Regions from separate parts of the Homo sapiens genome. Here region 1 is linked to region 2. A link is an interaction called in ENCODE POLR2A ChIA-PET data of the cell type or tissue named here. Cell type or tissue: PC-9. All regions are shown on one strand. Links, peaks and the distances in the headings refer to the core of each region. The heading gives the core; the rest is flanking DNA.

Region 1 (2,500 bases), core at 1-2,500, 190 kb after region 2:
CAAGAGCTTTCTTAACCTCTTGACCATCAGCAGAAACAGGTGAATCTCCACTGCCAATGTGAGGACTATGATTGTCCCATCTACACAATGTTTCAGGATACTCCAATTGTGTAGGTCATTGTCATCTGGGTTCCCAGGCACCATCTTGGCCAATTCCTTTCCCAGGTATTGAAATGATGATGTAGTGATACCCATCACAAGGGATCCGACCCAGGGCTGCACACTGATCCACTGATGGTCACTTTAGAATTACAGTAATCAAAAGACTGGCTAAGTCAGTTCCTGCTTCTGAATACATACTATAATTAAATCTCTTCTGAACTAGCACTGTTGATTACTGTATCTGCAGATTTAGCAACAATGCTGAAGATACACTGACACAACCTCAGTTGCAGTGATCTTGTCATTTTGAGCTCCCTTCTTGTGCAAAGTGGATGTTGCTACAACTTTTGCTGACTGGATAGCCAGATCGTCGTAAGTGGTATCTTTTGTTAATACAACAGCATGGAGAATATCATAAAATCTATCTATCAGCATAGGAAGATCAAACCCAGTGTTATGCGATGCAAGGAGCAGAGCAACTCAGTATGCAGCACTGCTTTAGCACTGAGGGGGAATGCTTTCCCTTTCCCCAATGCCTGGGTCCTCTCTCTCAGATTGATGGAGAAATTGCAGTGTGATGCCTGTAGGAGACTTGGAAATGTTTCCTGACTGGTGCCTATCTTGTACTCCTCTGCAGTTACAGATTTTATGTATATAGTTTTTAAGAGACAGCATATCATTCTGTTGCCCAGACTGAAATGCAGTGGCACCATCACAGCTCACTAGAGCCTCAAACTCCTGGGTTCAAGGTATCCTCCTACTTCAGTCTCTGAGTAGCTGGCTACAGGTGCATACTACTGCACCTGGTTTATTTTCTCATTTACTGTAGAGATGAGGGTCTCACTTTGTTATCGATGCTGGTCTCGAACTCCTGGCTTCCAGCAATCCTCCTGCCTCAGTTCCCCAAAGTGCTGGGAATACAGGCATGAGCCACCATGCCTGTCCCTACTCACTGATTTTTACCCCTTCCCAGTCTGTTGGCAATTTGAGTACTGTGACTCTTTAGGTCAAATTAATTGAGCAATTCTATTGATATCAAAAAAGTATTTCTTGGCAAAGGGGAGACGTGATAAAGTTAGTTACCACCATTTTAAATGAATTAAACTCTCCCCATAAAAGAAACAACAAAACAAACTCATTCACACACAAATGCCCCACATCATGTAGTTCAATTCTATCTAAATCTATTGATACAGCAATCAGAATTTTAAAATATTTGATAGCAGTTTTAATAACGATAGCAACTACTTCAAATCTACTTTTGAGATTATTGAGTAAATTACGGTTCTCACGTTTGTCAATTTGATAATTTCAATTTCATAGCTGAACTTTAAAGATAGAATATTTTTTAGAAACTTCTTAGCACTGTTGATGAAATAAATGAAGTACAATGTAATGAAAAGGCTAAATTCTGGATCAGATAACAAGTTGGTTCTGAAATAAGGGGTCATGAACTCACCGTGTGACCTTGATTAGGTAAATTAACCTTCTCTGGGACCTTACATTAGCCATTCCTTCCTATAAATACTGGAAAAGATCTGAAGATTAGATGAAGGAGTTGAGGAGTATATTCCTAGCTCACATTCCTTCAGTTACTATTTACATATCGCACTATGGCTATACATTAGAAACTACTTCAGAGTAAGAGAACCTCATTTGTAAAAACTTACTATCTTCTACATCATATGATATAGCAAGAAAACCTAAAACTCACTTAAAATATATTATGGACAACAATATCCCACAAGGAATATTTCTTTCTAGAGCCAGTCTTACACAAAATAATCTTCCAATTATTAAGTGCCTAAAAACTTGTCTTGAGATACTTGGAGTACCTTTTCTAACAGCCAAATTACACAAACAAAGCCCCTTATCATTATAAATTTCTATCAGTGAGAAAAATTCTACCCATTTCCTTAGCTTTTCAATGACTATTACCTTGAGCTAGTAACTCTTCACCAAGCTGTATTTCTTCAAGGAAGAACTTCTGAACAGCTTCAGCATCTTTAAGGTCAGGTAACTGGAAATAAAATATTTAATAAATGACACCACAATTATGCCAGGGGATATAACCAATACACAGATATCAATAAAAATAAAACAACAAAAAACCAAATCACTCATTCTAAAAAAATCTGATAGAAGAACTTTACTCCTGAATACTTGTAGGAATTAAGAGTTCATCTACATTCAAATGAATAAAAGAAAAAACTTGAGTTTGTAGTTGAATAATTCTTAGAAAGCTCTAACTCGAATGTAAAGAGAAAAGAGTGCAAAATCTATACCGTCTACGCACGTTACAATATTTTCGGATGCCATTATTGTAGATTTTTATACAACTGTAAGCAATTTGTCCTTATGATTCAACATTATTTTATACAGATTTTGTTGTTTTTGT
Region 2 (8,551 bases), core at 3,623-6,122:
TGGTTCAGTGGGACCTTAGCCTCTGAATGAATGTCATCATCCAGCTGAGTTCCTGCATCCACCGTTATTAAGTTAGGACATTCTTTTCACGAGCAAATTCCAAAGTAGAATTGTCAGGAGTCGCATAATTAGTGAAGTTTACTGGCACGAATTATTTGTGTCTTTTGAGTGTTGACCCTTGAGTCTCTGGAAGACTTGAAGAGCTAAAAGTTCTACTCTTTCTCCAGATTCAGGTCCCTAGGAGCCCCCACCTGCCTGATCTGTTTCTGTCCTCCTTCTCTTCCACCCAAGGAAGCATGTAAATGTGCCCGGAGTTCCCAGGGCACCTGGCCAAGGCCACTGTCAACATCCACATACCCAAAGAGCATGCACGCGTCTCTGGGGTTCTTTCCTCCCAAAGCCCAGAGCTGTGACTGTTTCCTGCAGACACAGGATTTCAGGTCAACTCAAGCCAGAGGTCAACCAAGTCCCAGGCCAGAAAATGCATTGTCTGGAATGTTCCTTAGAAACAAATGAGTCTCTCTGTGATGCAAGGTTTAGACGGAAGCAGGCAGGTTAACGTGCCATGTGTCAGAAGTTTTCGTCTAGGTTGAGAGATGTCAATGAATGGCCTGGAGATAATGCTCACTGGGCATTTGGGAAAGTTAGCAGGACAGACATAGACTTCTACCAAGTACAGGGTGCAAAGGCCCACGGGTAACTCCTGAGGGGAGGTGGCAGGTGGGATGGGGAAGGGAGACCTCCAGGGAAAGGCTCTCTCAGTACTTACCTGTTTAAACTATTGGTCTTCTCAGTAAAATTTATTTAAACACACAAAGGCTGCCCCTGCATCATGTTTTTCCAAAATTGTCTGGTCCAGTTCCTTTCCCTCAGCGTTGTATTGTCTATTTAGTTTAGTTTTCTCCTCCTTTAATGAGGACTTACCAACTTTTTTTGCTTCAAAATGTCTATAACCAATTACACAGACTTTCATAAGAAAGATTTATCAAAACAGTAGACACACGTTACTGCCTTGGTCCTATAAACAGAAAATCACCCAGGACCATGTATTTGCAGAATGGCTTTCAAACTTAATCTATGGCTTAAAAGCTGAGACAATTATCAAAGGCTGTTAAGTTCACTCCTTAGTTTGAAAAAGCAGAACTAAAGTGGACACCCCTGTGTGTCCAGAGCTGCACCCTCCCCAAGGCAGGGCAAGGCACTCAGGGGCTTCTCCTTCCCTACAGGGCTGATGACCCAAAACACACACTTTGGTTCAACATTGGGAAAACGACAGCCCTATTCCTTTATTGCTTAAGGGAGAAAGAGGCATGTACAGAGGCCCACTGCTAACCCAGACCAGGAATCATTACTGGAAGGAAGAAACACCTGGAATCTATGGTCAAGGTCTTCTGTTTTCCTTCTGTCCATGGGTTTCCCAATCCAAGGGCTCGCCTCCCACTGGAGGCTCTCCTCAGCCAGGGCGATTAATTTCTGTGCCAGCAACATGCAGACAACCTCAAAAAAGGGCCCTTGCTCTCCTTCCATGGTGCTGCCTGCGCTTTCCTTCCAGTGGGGACTTTCCCATCATGCCCATGCTGTTGGAGGTGTGTTGCTGCCCATGCTTTCCCTCCAGTAGGAGCCTTCCCATCATGGCCCGTGTTGTTGGAGGTGATGATGCTGCCCACGCTTTCCCTCCAGTAGGAACTTTCCCATCATGGCCCGTGGTTGTTGGAGGTGATGATGCTGCCCATGCTTTCCCTCCAGTAGGAACTTTCCCATCATGGCCCATGGCTGTTGGAAGTGACGGTGCTGCCCAGAGTTTTCTCTCGCCAACCCCCCCACCTTTTCCCTGAGAGGGTGCCTCCATCCTGCAACTCCAACCACCTGCTGCTTTTGACGGCCAATATCTTCTGCACAAATTTCCCCTGTGAGCACCAAATCCAAATGCCCAACATCCTACTGGACAATAGATTTTCAAACTCAACATTCCCCAACTCAACTCCTCATCCTCCCCCTACTTCTTTCCCAAATGTATTGTTCTTATCTTTCTTCTCTCCCTGACTCCCTGCACGTATTCAACTTACCTACTTTTTTGCTTCAAAATGTCTACTACCAGTTATGTAGATTCCAAGTCCTCTAGATTCAACCTTAGTAAGGTCTTTGCTCCCACCCACTCCTCCATATCCCCACGGTGACAGCACCGTTTCCTGACCTCAGCACCTCCATCTGGCCTTGCAGTGCTCTTCAACCCACCCTGCAGGCTTGCCTTTCTCTGTCCATCCTCAGCAAACCACCAGGGCATCCGTCTAAGACAGGAAGCTCTGATCACCTTATTTTCCAGCTGAAACCCCTCAGTGGCTCTCCCTGGCGGGCCTCCCCCTCATCCTGCCTCCTGCTGGCCCAGGCCCATCTCATTCCTCATCCCCAGCTACACCAATGCCTGACCTTTCCCAAACACACTGCATCGTCTTGCACAAAGTGTCTCTGCCCGCCCTCCCCACCAGCAAATATCTTCTGTCTCTCATGCTTCCATGCACCACCCCCATGAACACATTTCCCCAGCATAGTGCAACGCACCCTTGGTGCACACTGCTCCCTGGGCAAGAATTTTTTTCTCCTTGCCAGCTCAGCTACTGGACTATAAGCTCCTTGCAGGCAGACATTAGGTCTTGATTCTCTTCCTCACATCCCTCGTGTCTAGCATAGTACCTGGTACACAGAGAGTACATAATGAATATTTAGGGAAAGAGGCAAGAGAAGGGAGAGGAGGAGAAAAGAGAAGAACAGAGAAGGAGAAGGAAAGGAAAGAGTCAAAAGACCAACAGAATTGGGTTGTACACTGCCCACATACCTGGGGAGTTAAGATGCGTGTGCACATTGTGTGTGCACATACACACACACGATGCTACGGTCCTTTCAACAACTTAGCATCATAACTCCAAGTGCAGCTCAAGTTGCAAATTGTAAATCTACTTAGAGAGCCACAGCATTTTCCTTGGAAGACATTTACGGAGTATTACTCGGCACATGCCACCGAAGGCCCTCCATGGGTCAGGCCTCGTGCTAGGCACTAGGAAGACAAAAAACGGGTGAGAATTTGTTTTTACCATTGAGAAGCTCAGAGGAAAAATCTGGGCAGCAAACAAATGGGCCAAATCTGGCCAGCAGCTGTTTTTGTAAATAAAGTTTTATTAGAACACAGCCATGCCATTTACTATCAGGCTCTTTGCAGAAGACATCTGCTGGCCTTGCCCTAGGTAGTAGAGGCCTCAAGGCCCTTGGCCTTGTCCACTGCCAACAGCACACAGCCCCTTGCTAAGTGCTCAACAAATGCATCCTCAAGGCTCCAGAAACTCTCTGGAGTCGGGCTCACTGGTGGAGAAGAACTCCTCCTCTTTATCTAATATTAAAATAAGTGTGCATTTTCCTCCAAGCAAATGTGTGCCACCAGAAGAGGCAGCACAATATCCGGCAGCTGTTGGTGACCTCTCTACAGACATGACGGACTCATTTCCGGGACCGGCCCCTTATACAGAGACTTCCATCCAGCATCCTCACAGTGTCTGGCCTGGGCTGTACAAATCCAGAGACCTAGAAACAGAAACTGTGATTCCTCTCGAGAAGTGAGGCTGCTATGTGGCTGGCGTGCACACCACACTGCCAGCTTCGGGCTCTATTGCCTTATCTTAAATTACAAACTCTACCAGAAGAAAATGTCACCCTTCTGCTGGGGTCCGGAAGGCTTTGTGTGTGTTAACAATCATCTTGGAACCTGCGCTCAAGACGACCTCAAGCACACTTTGTTCTTCAGCTCTGGACGTGTCGTGGCCGTCAGGGTGAAGAGAGAGATGAGAACAGAGGCTTGGACAGGACAGCCCTGGCTGACCAGTCAAGTGTAGAAGACACATACATACATTTCCTTTTTTCCTTTTCTTTTTCAACTTTTATTTTAGAGTCAGGGAGTACCTGTGCAGGTTTGTTACAAGGTATATAGCATGATTCTGAGCTTTGGGGTACGATTGGCACCCAGGTAATGGGCATAGCACCCAACAGGTAGTTTTTCAGCCCTTGCCCCTCCTCCCCTGTCCCTGGTCTAGTAGTCCCCGGTGACTATTGTTCCCATCTTTATTCATGATAGCAAAAACACAGAATCAACCCAGTTTCCCATCAATGGTGAATTGGATAAAGATGTGGTTCATATACACCGTGGAATACTACACAGCCATAAAAAAGAATGAAATCAGGTCTTTTGCAGCAACATGGATGTGGCTGGAGGCCATTAACCTAAGCGAATTAATGCAGGAACAGAAAACCAAATATATCATGTTCTCACTTATCAGTGGGAGCTAAACACATACCTTTCGGAAGGCACCAGAACACTGGTTTGTTCCTGCTTTGTCTTGGCACCAACCCACTTGGCCCCTGACTCATCTTTCTCTACAACACTCCTGTTTGCTTTTCTCTACCATGGAGAAGGTATGTCTCAGTGGAAGAACTATGGGAGGTATTCAGCCCAAACATCCTCTAAGACAGTAAAGTGTTAACAGCTTAGAAAGAGCTGCAGACTATTAAAATGTGAGCTGCGTTAGTCAGCTGAACCGAGAATTCTCATCCTGGCCCTTGCTCTTGGAGGGAATGCATGCCTTAGTGCTTACTCAGCTCTTAAACAGGGTTTGTTGTTTTGTGTGTTTTTGTTTCCCGTGACTGTGTGTGTTTGACTTTTTTTAAACTGTGGTTTAAGAAAAAAAAAAAAAGTTGATCAGTAAGTCAAAGTGTCAGAACTGTCTGGGTTGAAGCAGGCACTCATAGGGAAGCAGGAAGACCAGTCTGTAGGTTTAGGGGAGGGGAGCAGAGGAAACAGAATTTTCATTCCACACCAAGCCTGCAAAATCATACAGACAGGAGAGCCCAGACAAAGCTAAATGTCATTTTCTTTATCCTAATTTATTGATTTCTGCTGGCTGTCGGGAGCTCTCGGGGAGGAAGCATGCTGAGTCCATAGCTAATGCTTTTCGTTGTTCTCACAGTTAGTGGGCCCTGGAGCTTGGGGAAGGGGGTGGCATAAGTGCAGGGAAATGGTGACGAGATGCAAAAGAATCATGGTGGCCAGAGCAGAAAATGTGTGCTCACATTTCTCTCTCTGCAGTGTTTCTGAAATGGCCTCTTCATTTACTTGAAAGAGACCTCATGCCAAAAAATGCATAGCATCATCCCCCACCTGCTCAGTCATGCCTTGAATCTCAAGCCCAGAAACGCAACTGCTGCCGGTGGGGGGTGCACCCCAAAAGTCCTCATCCTGAGAACACCTGTTAAAAAGTCCACGATGGCAGAAATCCCTGGTGCTGCATGGAGAATCTCCACTCAGGTGCGTCACCCCCTAGACGTTAGGAAGGTCCGGGGCAGGTGTCCGGTGGGGTCAGGGAGACACGCAGGTTCAAGGTTGTTCTACAACCCTGAGAGAAATGTCTGGGCCTCAGAACGTCAAGAGAGCTGGTTCTTCAGAGTTCTATTTTCCATTCCGCTACTTTGAGAGGGATGTGGGCTTTCATTGTGCTCGTTATTTTCATGAAAACTCATTACAAAACTGAAACCAACATCACAGAACAATGAGGAATCACCAGCCCATTGAACAAGTGCAGAGCGGCACATATGACCACTGCAATGCTTCCTTTCCAAAGCTCTTTTGCTCTTGCGTGGAGTGGCCCCCGCCACGGGCTTTCCCAGGTCACACCTGCTCCACACTTCTCTCCAGGTGCCTCTGTCCCCTGAGGCCTCACCTCGGGCCCGGGTCGCCCTGCACAAACAGCCCCTGGGCGGGCACACAGCACTGACTCTGCTGCAGTCTCCAGGTTCCCGAAGCCAGCTGCCTACTGGACACTGCACCCTTAAAGTCCCACCGATGCATCCCCAACAGGGTCTCCTCCACGGCCCCCCTTCCTGGTGAAGTCTGATCAGCTTCCAGCCACACAGATGTGAAGACTCATTGTCTCCAAGGAGCCCCAGAGTCCGGTTGATTCCCCTTCTGAATGTCTCCTCATTCTGACCTCCTCCTTCTCACACCCACTGCCCTCCACCCAGCCTGGCCTCAGCCCAGAAGGGCCTCCTCTCCAGCCTCCGTCCGGGTCTCTGTCACCTCACCTGTACTCTGCCCTCCACCTCACCTCTACTCTGCCCTCCGCCTCCCTCTGGAAGGCTGCTGTCCTCCTCCGGGGTCCTTCACTGCTCACTGAACCACCTCTCAGTCTGACCTTCAAGGACCCAAATCTACCAACTCACTCTTCTCTTATTCTCTAACACCAACCCTCAACACCATCAGGCTGTCCCCTGCCACTCCATGAATGTCCGTCCCTCATACCTGTGTCCCCACCATCACCTTATTTAAAATGCCTCTCCCTCTGATCTGCCCATTCAACGCCTCATCGAAGCCCAATTCCAGTCCCTCCCTCCCTGTGGCAACCTTGCCTGACTCTGCAACAACTGCAACCCCATCCTTCTCCCTGCCTTTGTGTCCCCATGTTGCTTCATTATAGTGGGATGTCAATAGGCATTAAAAGGTTGCTGTCTCCTCTACTTCCTTGTACCCATTGTCAAAGACCCCCACCGGCTTGTTCGCAAATTCAGAAAAACGTTCCCCTTCCTCAGAACACTACTGCTCAGAGATTGTCGCATTTACCAAGTCTGTTCACATTTATGAACACATTTATGAAGCCTGAGATGAATGGTGGCCCTAGGACTGCTGGTGACAAACCCGCCTGAGCCCAGCCCCCAAGGTGGCAGGATCACTTCCTACCCACTGTGCACACCAACTTCAGGTTCTTCATTTCCCAGCTTTCAAGTAGGCTTTGTCTATCTCTAGCGGAAACAATAAATAGTCTGAAAACCAAAGCACTTTTGATTTGCAAAAGGCAGGCTGCACTGAGAAAGAGATTTCTCTTAGAATTCTGAAGGATGCCTTCACACATCAAGAACCAAGTTAGAGCTTGGGAGTGCAGGTTTATGCCATGACTATGAGGAGCAGAAGTGAACAGAAAAATGTGGGTTGATGTCAGAGAATAGCTATTTATCTACCGGAAAGGAAATGATGGATTACCAATAGGCAAGAAGAAGGGAATCCACAGAGAATATAGCTTAGACACTTGGGACGAAACTGGAAATGTTTCCCCCAGCTCTCCCCCTCCAAACCGTGCCCCTCCCCCAGTGAAAACGCCAGCAGGGGAGGCAACCAGAAGTCTCAGAAACCCCAGGTGGGCTTGGAAGGAACTAATTAGCTTGGGAGAGCTAATATCTCAAAACAGTATTTACCATCTGATGGATTTTCCCTTCATGGGGATGCATCTCCTCACCGACACTGTAAATCAGCTGCCGGGGCAGGCCCGTGGCACAGGTGTGCACACACCTGGCAGCCTCAGCTCTATTCTCTGCTCACCAGAGTCCAGCAGCCAGCACATAATCCCCTTGTTAATACACTGCTCCACTCCTAATAAGAGCAGGGCAGCGTCCCAGGGCCTAAGGTTTACAGAGACTGCTGAAGAAGGGGCAGTTGGGTCCTTCACTCTTTGGTAGGGGAAGCAGGATAAAAGGGGCTGCTAGAATGTATGGCAGCGTGGAGGGCTGAGCAATGATTCAGAGCTGGGGGATCAGGGATGGCTTCATGGAAGAGGTGGAAATTGGCTTGAGTCTAGAAGGGTGAAGAGCGTGTGATATTGTTTCTTCATCGTCCACCTTCCTCAGACCAAGGAGAAAAGGGGACTTGGCCCCGTCAGAGGAGGTCACTGCCTGCTCCCTGCAGGGACAGGCGGGCCTGGCATCTACACCCTAGATTGGGCCCCTAACTCTACTTTGGTTAACTCTCTAACCCAGAAAGCATTCCTTCACCTCTTGAGCCCGTTTTTTTCCTCATAAAATAGGAAGAGTCACGTTGCCTCCCTTGCCAGTTTGCTGTGAGAATTAAGTGAAAGAGCAGAGTTACATTTCATCTGTGCTGACTTCCTTTCGGTTATGGACTGAATGTTTATGCTCCCCACAGCCCAACCAAAATTCCTATGTTGAAAAAAACCCAACTCCAAAGGTAACGAATGGCATTAGGAGGTGGGGCCTTTGGGAGGTGATTAGGTCCTGAGGTTGGAGCCCCTGCAAATGGGATTAGTGCCTTTATCAAAGGGACCCCAGAGAGGAGTCTCATTCTCTTCCCACCATGCAGGGACACAGCTAGAATGTGCCATCTGCAGTCCAGAAGAGGCTCTCACCAGAACCCAACCATGCTGGCACCCTGATTTCAGACCCCCAGTCTCCAGAACTGTGAGGAAGAACTGCGTGTTGTTTATAAGCCACTGGGCTCTGGTACTTTGTTACAGCAGCTGAAGCTAAGACATTTTCCCTCCTTCTTTAATAGGGATGATGGGCAGTAAAAAGCTTAGAGGAATTCAGCTGGACGTGGTGGCTCACACCTGTAATCCCAGCACTCTGGAAGGCCGAGGCAGGCGGATCACGAGGTCAGGAGATCGAGACCATCCTGGCTAACACGGTGAAACCCTGTCTCTACTAAAAATACAAAAAAATTAGCCGGGTG

What was found. Peaks named below come from ENCODE experiments on the same cell type or tissue, not always from the same donor. Only the 100,000 strongest peaks of a DNase experiment are listed, where the experiment ranks them.
Region 1: POLR2A ChIA-PET joins it to region 2 with 16 read pairs; 2 of 35 experiments call an interaction of 5 or more read pairs at or near these places.

What each region holds. Positions count from the first base shown.
Region 1 is chr1:235,117,778-235,120,277 of GRCh38, forward strand. TOMM20 (translocase of outer mitochondrial membrane 20) reads right to left here. Exons shown (of 5, transcript NM_014765.3): 3 at 2,041-2,122. Among named protein-coding and RNA genes, the nearest start is that of SNORA14B, 8.9 kb to the right of the region's middle. In PC-9, for the core only: no CTCF peak of the experiment used is centred there; no DNase peak of the experiment used is centred there; H3K27ac peaks cover 416 bases.
Region 2 is chr1:234,921,438-234,929,988 of GRCh38, forward strand. No RefSeq gene overlaps it. Among named protein-coding and RNA genes, the nearest start is that of LINC02971, 31 kb to the right of the region's middle. RefSeq lists enhancers at 5,223-5,302, 6,063-6,152. In PC-9, for the core only: no CTCF peak of the experiment used is centred there; a DNase peak (open chromatin) is centred at 4,624; H3K4me3 peaks cover 520 bases; H3K27ac peaks cover 2,500 bases.